2 separate regions of the Homo sapiens genome follow, and region 2 is linked to region 1. Evidence: read pairs that join two places in POLR2A ChIA-PET (ENCODE). Cell type or tissue: MCF 10A. All regions are shown on one strand. Links, peaks and the distances in the headings refer to the core of each region. The heading gives the core; the rest is flanking DNA.

Region 1 (5,112 bases), core at 588-4,587:
GAGATTGGATGGATTTTAAGAGAAAGAATGTCTGAGGGTTTTGTTTTGTTTTGCTTTCACAAACTAAAATGATGAGGATTTTTTCTTCTTTTTTTAAGTCTAAGCAACATGCTTACACACATATTCCAACTCATCACACTGTGTCATAAATTTCTTTTCTACCTCTTCTACTTTGTGCTAAGCTAAGGGCAGACCTTGTGTTGTATTCACCTTTACATTCCCAATGCCTACTGCAGCGTTCAATAAATATTTGTTGAGTAAATGAACATTAAGTGTGGCAGATGTGAATTCACATTGGACCCAACACTGTCCTTATCATCTCCCTCCTAAGATACGTTTTGCCTCAAGTATGAAAGTCCATTTGCTGATCTCTGCAGAGAGGCTGAGTTCAGGCTCCACTTGCTGACCTTCCTTTCAGGACTTTATTCATTTTCTATTACTGTGTGTGATATTGTGAATATATGTGTGTGTGTGTGTGTGTGTGTGTGTGTGTATGGTCTTCATTCTTGTTTCCTGGCATACAGCTCCTAAAATCCTTGGAATCTCAAGTGATTGATAAGAATGACTTTTGTATGCTAATGAGATGACTGCAGGTCCCTAGGACAGGGACTGGCCACAGGAAATGCCAGGGCATGATTTGACTTTCAGCCCTACTCTCCAGCTTCCAGGGAGGAGAAAGGACCTGAAGGTTAATTTGATCACCAATGGCCAATGATGTAATCAGTTATGCCTATGTAATGAAGCTTCCGTAAAAACCAAAAGGATTGGGTTTGATTGAGCTTCTGGATAGCTAAACATGTGGAAGTTCCTGGAGGATGGTGGTCCTAAACAGGGTATGGAAGCTCCATGCCCTTTCCTATATGCCTTACACTATCCATCTATTCCACCTGGCTGTTTAACTGTATCCTTTGTAATATCCTTTATAATAAGTGGGTAAAAGTAAGTAAAGTGTTTATCTGAGTTCTCTGAGCAGTTCTAGAAAATTAATCAAACCTAAGGAGGGGGTTGTTGGAATTCCTGATTTATAGCCAGTTCTTCAGAGGTATAGGTGACAACCTGCTATTTGTGACTGGCATTGGAAGTAGGAAGAAGTCTTATGGGACTGAGCCCTCAACCTATGGAGGCTGATGCTACATCCAGGTAGGTAAGTGTCAAAATTAAATTGAATTAGAGGACACCCAGTTGTTGTCTGCTGCAGAATTCATTGGTGTATAGGAAAAAGGTCTCCCTCACCCCAACTCTGGTGTCAGAGTATTGAATGTATTGTTTAGTGAACAGAGGTGGTCTGTATTGAGAGTTAAGGTGGGAAAAACACTCTGTTTTGTCCCATATCTTACACCATGTAACAGATTACCACAAATGTAGTCACTTAAAACAATACACATTTATTATCTCACATTTTCCATGGATCGGGAATCCAAGCACAATTAAGCTGGGTCCTCTGTTATAATCTCACAAGACTGCAATCAATGTGTAAGGCTGTGTTTTCATCTGGAGGCTCAAATGGGGAAGAATCTGCTTCCAAGCTCATTCAGGTTGTGGGCAGAGTTCATTTCCTTGTGGTTTTGGGACTGAGGGTTCCAGATTTTTGCTGGCTGTTGGCTGGAGGCTTTTCCTAGAGGCCACTGCAGTTCTTTGTTCTGTGAGCTTCTCCAGCACGTCCACTTCATCAAGCCACAGGAGAGTCTTTAACTTGCTAAAAAATGTTATATACACAGTGACATGTTTTGGCTGTGTGCCCACCCAAATCTTGAATTGTAGCTCCCATAATTCCCACATGTCATGGGAGGGACCCAGTGGGAGGTAATTGAATCATGAGGGTGGGTCTTTCCCGTGCTGTTCTCGTGGTAGTGAATATGACCCATGAGATCTGATGGTTTTATAAAGGGAAGTTCCCCTGCACAGGCTCTCTTGCCTGCTGCCATGTAAGATGTGCCTTTGCTCCTCCTTTGTCTTCTGCCATGATTGTGAGGCCTCCCCAGCCATGTGGAACTGTGAGTCAATTAAACTTCTTTCCTTTATAAATTACTCAGTCTCATGTATGTCTTTATGAGCAGTGTGAGAACAGATTAATATACGTAGTAATCACAGGAGTGACATCCTCATCCCCTTTGCTTTATTATATTAGTTAGAAGCAAGTCACAGGTCACACCCACACTCAAGGGGAGTGGATTACACAAAGGCCTGAACACTAGGAGGTGGAAGTCATGGTGGGGGGGTGTCAAAATGACTTTCATCATTAGAAATGTGTTTGTTTGTTTCCTATCCCAACAATTTTGACCCCACGTTAGTTCTGGTACAGCATGACCCCCAGACCTGGGTTGTCCAATATGGTAGCCACTGGTCCCATATATGGCTAGTGTGACTGAAGAACTGAGTTTATAATTTTTAAAAAATTTTAATGAATTTAAATTTAAATTGGTACTCCATTCGGTTATTGGAAAAATGTTTGTGTTTTTAGAACAGCTTGGGTATATAAATCTACTTTTTCAACTGTACATTTTATGAAATCTAGACACTGATAGGTATCTCCATTGAAAATTCAGTGTTCAAATTGAGATGTGCCTTTCGCTGTAAAATACAGACCAGTTTTCAAAGACTTGGTATGAAAAAAATAAAGCATCTCCTTAATAATTTAAAAACGAGTTACATGTTGAAATGATAACATCCCCTATATGTTGGGATAAGTAAATATATTATTAAAAACAATTCCATGTTTTTGTTTTTATTTTTTAAAAAACAGGTTACCAGAAAATTTAAAGTTACGCCAGTCACTCCCATTCTATTGCTGAGAGAAAATACAGAGCGGTGAAGAGCTTACAGTCGGGTGAGCAAGATACGCCCCCAATGTTAGCTAATGATGTAAGGCATCAACAAGAAATGTGGGGGTTCAGGAAAGTGGAAGGTGGGGTCGTCCAAAGCCTGGGAAAGTCTTCAGTTGAAGGCGAGACAGATGGGACTATTAGTGAGTTTCGAGAGATCCAACGCCTCGCCGCCTTCGCTTCATTTTTGTCTCACGCCCCACCCTTGAACGCGCGGCGCCTTTTGACCCCGCCGCCGCGCCGTAGACCGCGCTGCACGCCGGCGGCAGCCATGGCGGATGTGTCAGAGAGGACACTGCAGTTGTCCGTGCTAGTAGCCTTCGCTTCTGGAGTACTCCTGGGCTGGCAGGCGAACCGACTGCGGAGGCGCTACTTGGACTGGAGGAAAAGGAGGCTGCAGGACAAGCTGGCGGCGACGCAGAAGAAGCTGGACCTGGCCTGAGACTCTGCGCCTTCCGCCCCATTCTGTCCCCCTCATGGCCACCTTGCCATGTCCGCGCCGGAGCCCCGGTCCGCCGGCGCCCAGAACCAGGCTTGCCACACAGTCCCCGCCTGCCATGGCCGGCTCTTCCTGGAGTGTTGGTGAGCAGTACACATAGTGACATTGCAAAGGGAGACTTTGGGGTCGGGCGGATATCTTAGGATCAACTCTGGCTAGGTCGCAGAAGACAGGACTTGTTCCCACAGACACCAGAAGGTGGAAGTTTTGTCTTCCCTGATAACTTGCTCTTCGGTATCTTGGTTTGGTTCACTGGGTGTTTAATGAGAATGTCTTACCAACGTGCTATGTCGTCGTTCATCCTGACAACATTAAACATCAGTATAGAAAATACTGGAAAGAACAAAAGAAAAAAAGAACCAGGGAGGTGATCTTGCCACCCCCAATTCTTTTCAGTAACATCCTTGTTAGCACATCTTCGCCTTGGCGATTGTAAACTCCAAACTGAATTCTTAGGTTGTTGGCAGCCTGGTAAAGTGGAAAGAGCAGTGGCCTGGAAGTCAGGAACCTTGCATCCAGTCTTAGCTCTTCAGAAGAGCTGTGCATGATCAATTTTCAGGACCTCAGTTTTCTTGTCGTAAACCAGATCTTATGGTTCATGGTTTAATACCACAGTACGGCTTGAAGTTTCAGATTGTGTATTTCTAATTTTTTTCTCTTTTCTGTTTCTAACAGCTTGTTGAAGATGCATATAGACTACCGGAAAGAAATGACTTCTTCTTGCACTTTATGAATCAATTTTATTTTTAAAATAAAAAAATTAAACATCTTTGACCCTTTTATTTTTTCATAAGGGGAAGTATCATGTTTTTCTTGCACCTTACTGCATCAAGAGATCTGCATTTTCAAAACTGACTTACTAGTGTTTTTGAGCAGATGTGTTATGTAACTCGTGCCCCTTCTTTGGTACAGGCACAAAGCAGACTTGGCCGTGGGACCATTATGGGTTCTTTTACCGAACTTTTTGGAAAGCAGGGGGCTGTGTAAACATAACTGAGGTAAGGGTGCTATATGTAAGACCTTTGAACTTCCAAGAGTAACAGTGTATTCCTTGGCCCTGCTCAGGCCTATAATCCCAGCACTTTAGGAGGTTGAGGTGGGAGGACCACTTGAGCCCAGGAGTTGGAGACCAGCCAGGGCAACATGGGGAGACCCAGTCTCTACAAATAACTTACAAATTAGCTGGCCGTGGTGGCACACACCTGTGAGTCCAGCTAATTTGTAAACCAGAGGCTGAGGCAGGAGGATCACCTGAGCCTAGGAGGTTAAGGTTGCAGTGAGCTGTGATCTCACCACTGCACTCCAGCCTGGATGACAGAGCGAGACCCTGTCTCAACCCAAAACGAAACAGTGTGTTCCAAGTACAGAGTATAAGTTTTTTCTTTTTTCTTTTTTATTTGAGACAGAATTTCACTCTTGTTGTCCAGGCTGGAGTGCAATGGCACAATCTCGGCTCACTGCAACCTCTGCCTCCTCGGTTCAGGCAATTCTACTGTCTCAGCCTCCCAAGTAGCTGGGACTACAGGCATGTGCCACTATGCCTGGCTAATTTTTGTATTTTTAGTAGAGATGGGGTTTCATCATGCTGGTCAGGCTGGTCTCGAACTCCTGACCTCAGGTGATCCACCGGCCTTGGCCTCTGAAAGTGCTGGGATTACAGGCATGAGCCACTGTGCATGGCCAGTGTATAAGTTTTTATTGGCAAAAATCTCTTTTACGTGTCATTATGGAATACACATGAAGGAGAAACCCTCCTGAACAGAGCTTAGTGATAAATCCTACCTATATCTA
Region 2 (4,513 bases), core at 514-4,513, 110 kb after region 1:
TTTCTCCCTTCACTTCTTGTATCATTTTTTGGACTTCCTTTGCATTGGGCTTCACATTTTTCTGGTCCCTCCCTGATTAGCTTAATAACTAATCTCTTGAATTCTTTTTCAGGTGAATCAGGGATTTCTTCTTGGTTTGGATCCATTACTGGTGAACTAGTGTGATTTTGGGGGGTATTGAAGATCCTTGTTTCGTCATATTACCAGGGCTGGTTTTCTGGTTCCTTCTCATTTGCATAGGCTCTGTCAGAGTGAAGGTCTAGGGCTGAAGGCTGTTCAGATTCTTTTGTCCTACAGGGTGTTCCCCTGATGTAGTATTCTTCCCCTTTTCCTATGGATGTGGCTTCCTGTGAGCCAAACTGCAGTGATTGTTGTCTCTCTTCTGGATCTAGCCACCCAGCGAATTTACCTGGCTCTGGGCTGGTACTCTGGATTGTCTGCACAGAGTACTGTCATGTGGAATGTCTATGGGTCTCTCAGCCATGGATATCAGTGCCTGTTCTGGTGGAGGTGGCAGAGGGTGCAGTGGACTCTGTGAGGGTCTTTAGCTTTGGTGGTTTAATGGTCTATTTTTGTGCTGGTTGGCCCCCTGCCAGGAGGTGACACTTTCCAAAAAGCAGCAGCTGTAGTAGTATGGAGAGGGACCAGTGTTGGGTGGAGCCCTAGAACTCCCAAGATTATATGCCCTTTGTCTTCCACCAGAGTGGATAGGGAAGGACCATCAGATAGGGGCAGGGCTAGGCATGTATGAGCTCAGACTCTCCTTGGGTGGGTCTTGCTGTTGCTGCTGTGAGGGGTAAAGGTGAGATTCCCAAGTTACTGGAGTTGTGCACTTAGGAAGATTATGGCTGCTTCTGCTGGGTCATGCAGGTTGTCAGGGAAGTGGGGGAAAGCTGGCAGTTACAGGCCTCACCCAGCTCCCACACAAACCAAATGGCCAGTCTCACTCCCTCTGTGTACCCCCCAGCAGCCCCAAGTCTGTTTCTAGGTGGAGGGCAAGATGGGTTTGAAAACTTGCCCCAGGCTATCCTCCTCCCCAGCTTCCCCCGGTGGCTGCATCTTTCCTAACAGTAGTACAGTATCAGAGCCCAGAAGCTGCCCTTGGTACTTGGGGGCTCCACTTTTCTCACATGTGTAGATTCAGGGAATCACCACTGCATCAAGGCACAGGACTGCCACTCACCACAAAGAGCTCCCTCGTGCTACCCTTTCAGGGTGCACCCCCTACCCTGCCCTCCCTCACCCCCTCCTGAACAAACCCCTGAAAACCACAAATTTCATTCCTACAATTTTGTTATTTCCAGAAAGTTATATAAATACATGAAATCACACAGTATATGGGTCTTTGAGGTTGGCTTCTTCCACTCAGCCTAATGCTCTTGAGCACCATCCAAGCTGTGGCCTATGTCAATAGCTCCTTCCTTCTTACTGCTAAGTAGCGTTCCGTGGTCTGGCTTTGCCGTCATTTGTTTAACCATCCACCTATTGAGAAACAGTTTGCCTGTTTCCAGTTCTTGGCCGTTCCAAATAAAGCTGCTGTGAAAACTTGTGTGCAGGCTTTTGTGTGGGGGTAATGCTCAGTTCTCCAGGGAAAATGCCCCCGTATGATTGCTGGGTGGTGTAGTAAGTGTACGCTTTATTAAGAAACTGACAAACTATTTTCCAGAGTGGCTGGAGAATAACTTCTGTGTTTTACATCCCCACTAGTGATTGATGAAACTTTATCAGTAAAGTTCATGTTTTATGTAGTTTACTGGTGAATTTAGATTTCTTATTTAAAGACAATATTAATTTTGAAACATAATCTCCAAGTGCAAAAAAGGTTTGAATGGGTGAATTTTAAGATGAGAACAGACATCCATTTATTTTCTCTCTCCTTCATGTAGCAAGTGTGTGTGCCTTGGGGGAGCCTGGGGTGGGTGCGGCTCACACCCGTGCCCTGCTCTGGAGCCAGCTGTCTGCGGGTGCTGGGGGCTGACCATGCCATTACCTGTATGATACGAGGTGACTCATCAGCTTTTTTATAAGCTGAATTTTATAAGCCGAAGGGTGGAAGCTGCAAGCTCACCCAGGGTGACTGTGAACAAGGAAATGCTTTATGACTATGACTCCAATAAATTATTTTAACTGTCAACCTTGTCACTAGTTGACTTATGAGATTTTTGACTAGTTTAAAACAAACAGCTAAGATTTCTAGAGGTTCAGAAAGTTAAAAGCGGAGACCATGCAAACTCTTTGTTTGATGTTAGATGTTTTCCTTTCAGCTGCTTAACTCACCAGCACATTAGTCAGAGATAAATCCTCTGAGCCCTTAGAAGTTCATCCTGAGCTCTTCCAGTTCGGCAAGTTCATTGTATGTCTTACCCAAATGGCCAGTACCACCTTCATTCCAACCTGCTGCTGCTTCTACTCTGTTTATATGGAAGAGCCTGTCTGAAGCTCACTGAAGCCAGGGGCTTCCCGGGAGCCCCCTAGGGCCAACTCTCTGTGGACTGAAAGTGAATGGGTGGGGCTGGGAGAAGAAATTAGGGCTCCTCTTAGGCCTGACCTTAAGGCAGGCATCTTCCCCTTCCTTCCAACTGTGCCTTAGAAGTTGAGTTTTCCAGGAGGAGAAATCATCTCCCTTGCTTTCCTCTGCTCCCCTGTCAGTTCTCCATACTTCCAGGAGCAGCAAAGTTAACTCAATTTACCCCAGTTTATTTTATAATTTTCTTTTCATGCTTCAGCCTTTCTGTCTCTGTCCCTCCCTTCACTCCCCTCACTGCCATGTGGCGTCTTCCTGTCCTTGGTCTGGCTCCCACAGGGCAGCACCCTTCTCTTCTGTTCTCCTGCAGGACATGGGAGCCACCAACCTCTGTGCCCGTGGGACCATGGGGTCCCGTTGGAATAATGGCCAAGGATGTCCCCTGGAAAACAAGGACGGGAGAACATGAGGAAAGGGAAGGCCTTGGGCTGGGGAAGAGCAAGACCTCCCAGGAGAGAAGATGAAAAGGGCCATGGGACAGGAGTTGGATGTGAACCTCCCCACACTGCCTGTGGCCACCTTGGCCCCTTGGCCAGGCCCAGCCCCTACTCTGGGAGGGCACTGTGTATTCAGGTTCAGTAAAATAGAGTCAGTCAGGATGGGGCCTAAAGTCTGGCTCTGCTTCTTCATTGCTGTGAGACCCTGGGCAGGTTACTTCATCACTCTCAGCCGCAGTTTCATCAACAATGGAAAGAGTAACAATAAAGAGAAACAAGGATCCTATAAGACAGCTGTGGGGTTTGAATGTGGACTTCATAGGAAATGTCAGGACATGGTGAGTGAGTGCTCCATAATGCCAGCCCATACTACTTTAGCATTGGCGGTCATTGGACCTCTTACTAGAAAGCGCATTGTAAGACAAGTAACAATTGTAAGTCAACAAGTGTTTATTGAAACACTACTGCCACTCTAGCCCCATGCTCTGCTCTTAGGGGCATACAAAAATAAGACAGTCATTGAGGGGATAAGGTAAGGCATGAGCCTCTCTTAAAGGAGTGGTGCAACTAACACACTGAAGATGCAACGAGCACTCCAGGACAGGAGACAGGTGAAAAGCAGGGGCTGCACAGCCACAGCTGCCCAGAGGCCCTGGGAGCCAGGTGGTGTCAGGACAAGATGATTCAAGGAGGAGCTTGACATTCTTGGAGGGCTTGGATTGATGGGTGACGCATTTTCTTGTTCAGATTAGGACTGCCTAGGACCAGGAAGTTAACAAATATATAAAGTCAGGGTACATAAAGACTTAAGTCTCCCACTTAAATTCCAAGTATTCATTCAAGCTGAGCACCTACTCTCTCTCTGCCAAGCACTGGCGATACAAAATAAACAAGACAGACATGGCCCCTGCCTATGGAGCCTGATGCGTAATGAGGGCGGTGGAGAACAGCCAAGGAAATCTGTAAAGGCGCTGTGCCTGTCACGGTCCAGTAGGAAACAGAAACCATGATAGGTGCTTCACACAGAGGGGATTCAATACAAGGACTTGTTGACACAGTCGTTGGAAGGCTCGATGAACAGAAAGGGGTCACTGAACAATCCAGAGAATAATAAGTGCTCACAGTGCCTGCTGCCCAACCCCAGAATCAGGGACAGAGGGGCAGCGATGCTGATGCTCAAACCTATAGATGAAGCTGTCTCTGTCTTGCCAGTGCTCAGACCAGTGTGGGGGTGCTGGGAGACAGTGGTCACCCTAAAGAAAGGGCACTGGGACCCTCATCTCCAGCTGCTGCTGCTGATTCTGGAGAGACAATGGCAAGGCCTGGAAAAGGCAGCAGGAAGCCCCCACTTCTCTCCTAACATCCCAGCCTCCCTCCAAGTCCTCCCCTGCCAGAACCTAGCAAGGAATCAGCCACCGAGGGAGCCCACACCACACAGCAGAGAGATGCTGGGAACCACCTGGCCTGGCCCCGCATCCCTGGCCACTCCGGCCCCTGTCTGAACTTCCAGCCCTGGTCTTTCCCTGGCCGTCCAGCAGGACCATGAGCAGCC

What was found. Peaks named below come from ENCODE experiments on the same cell type or tissue, not always from the same donor. Only the 100,000 strongest peaks of a DNase experiment are listed, where the experiment ranks them.
Region 2: POLR2A ChIA-PET joins it to region 1 with 5 read pairs; 3 of 35 experiments call an interaction of 5 or more read pairs at or near these places.

Annotation. Positions count from the first base shown.
Region 1 is chr2:110,210,507-110,215,618 of GRCh38, reverse strand. It overlaps MTLN (mitoregulin), which reads left to right and starts at 3,072. Exons shown (of 2, transcript NM_001384134.1): 1 at 3,072-3,404; 2 at 3,997-4,090. The coding sequence starts at 3,094. The coding sequence ends at 3,264. RefSeq lists enhancers at 2,770-2,819, 2,920-3,169. In MCF 10A, for the core only: no CTCF peak of the experiment used is centred there; a DNase peak (open chromatin) is centred at 3,058.
Region 2 is chr2:110,103,798-110,108,310 of GRCh38, reverse strand. The region is part of intron 1 of MALL (mal, T cell differentiation protein like); the gene reads left to right. Among named protein-coding and RNA genes, the nearest start is that of MALL, 9.8 kb to the left of the region's middle. RefSeq lists an enhancer at 1,634-2,833. In MCF 10A, for the core only: no CTCF peak of the experiment used is centred there; DNase peaks (open chromatin) are centred at 1,460 and 2,020.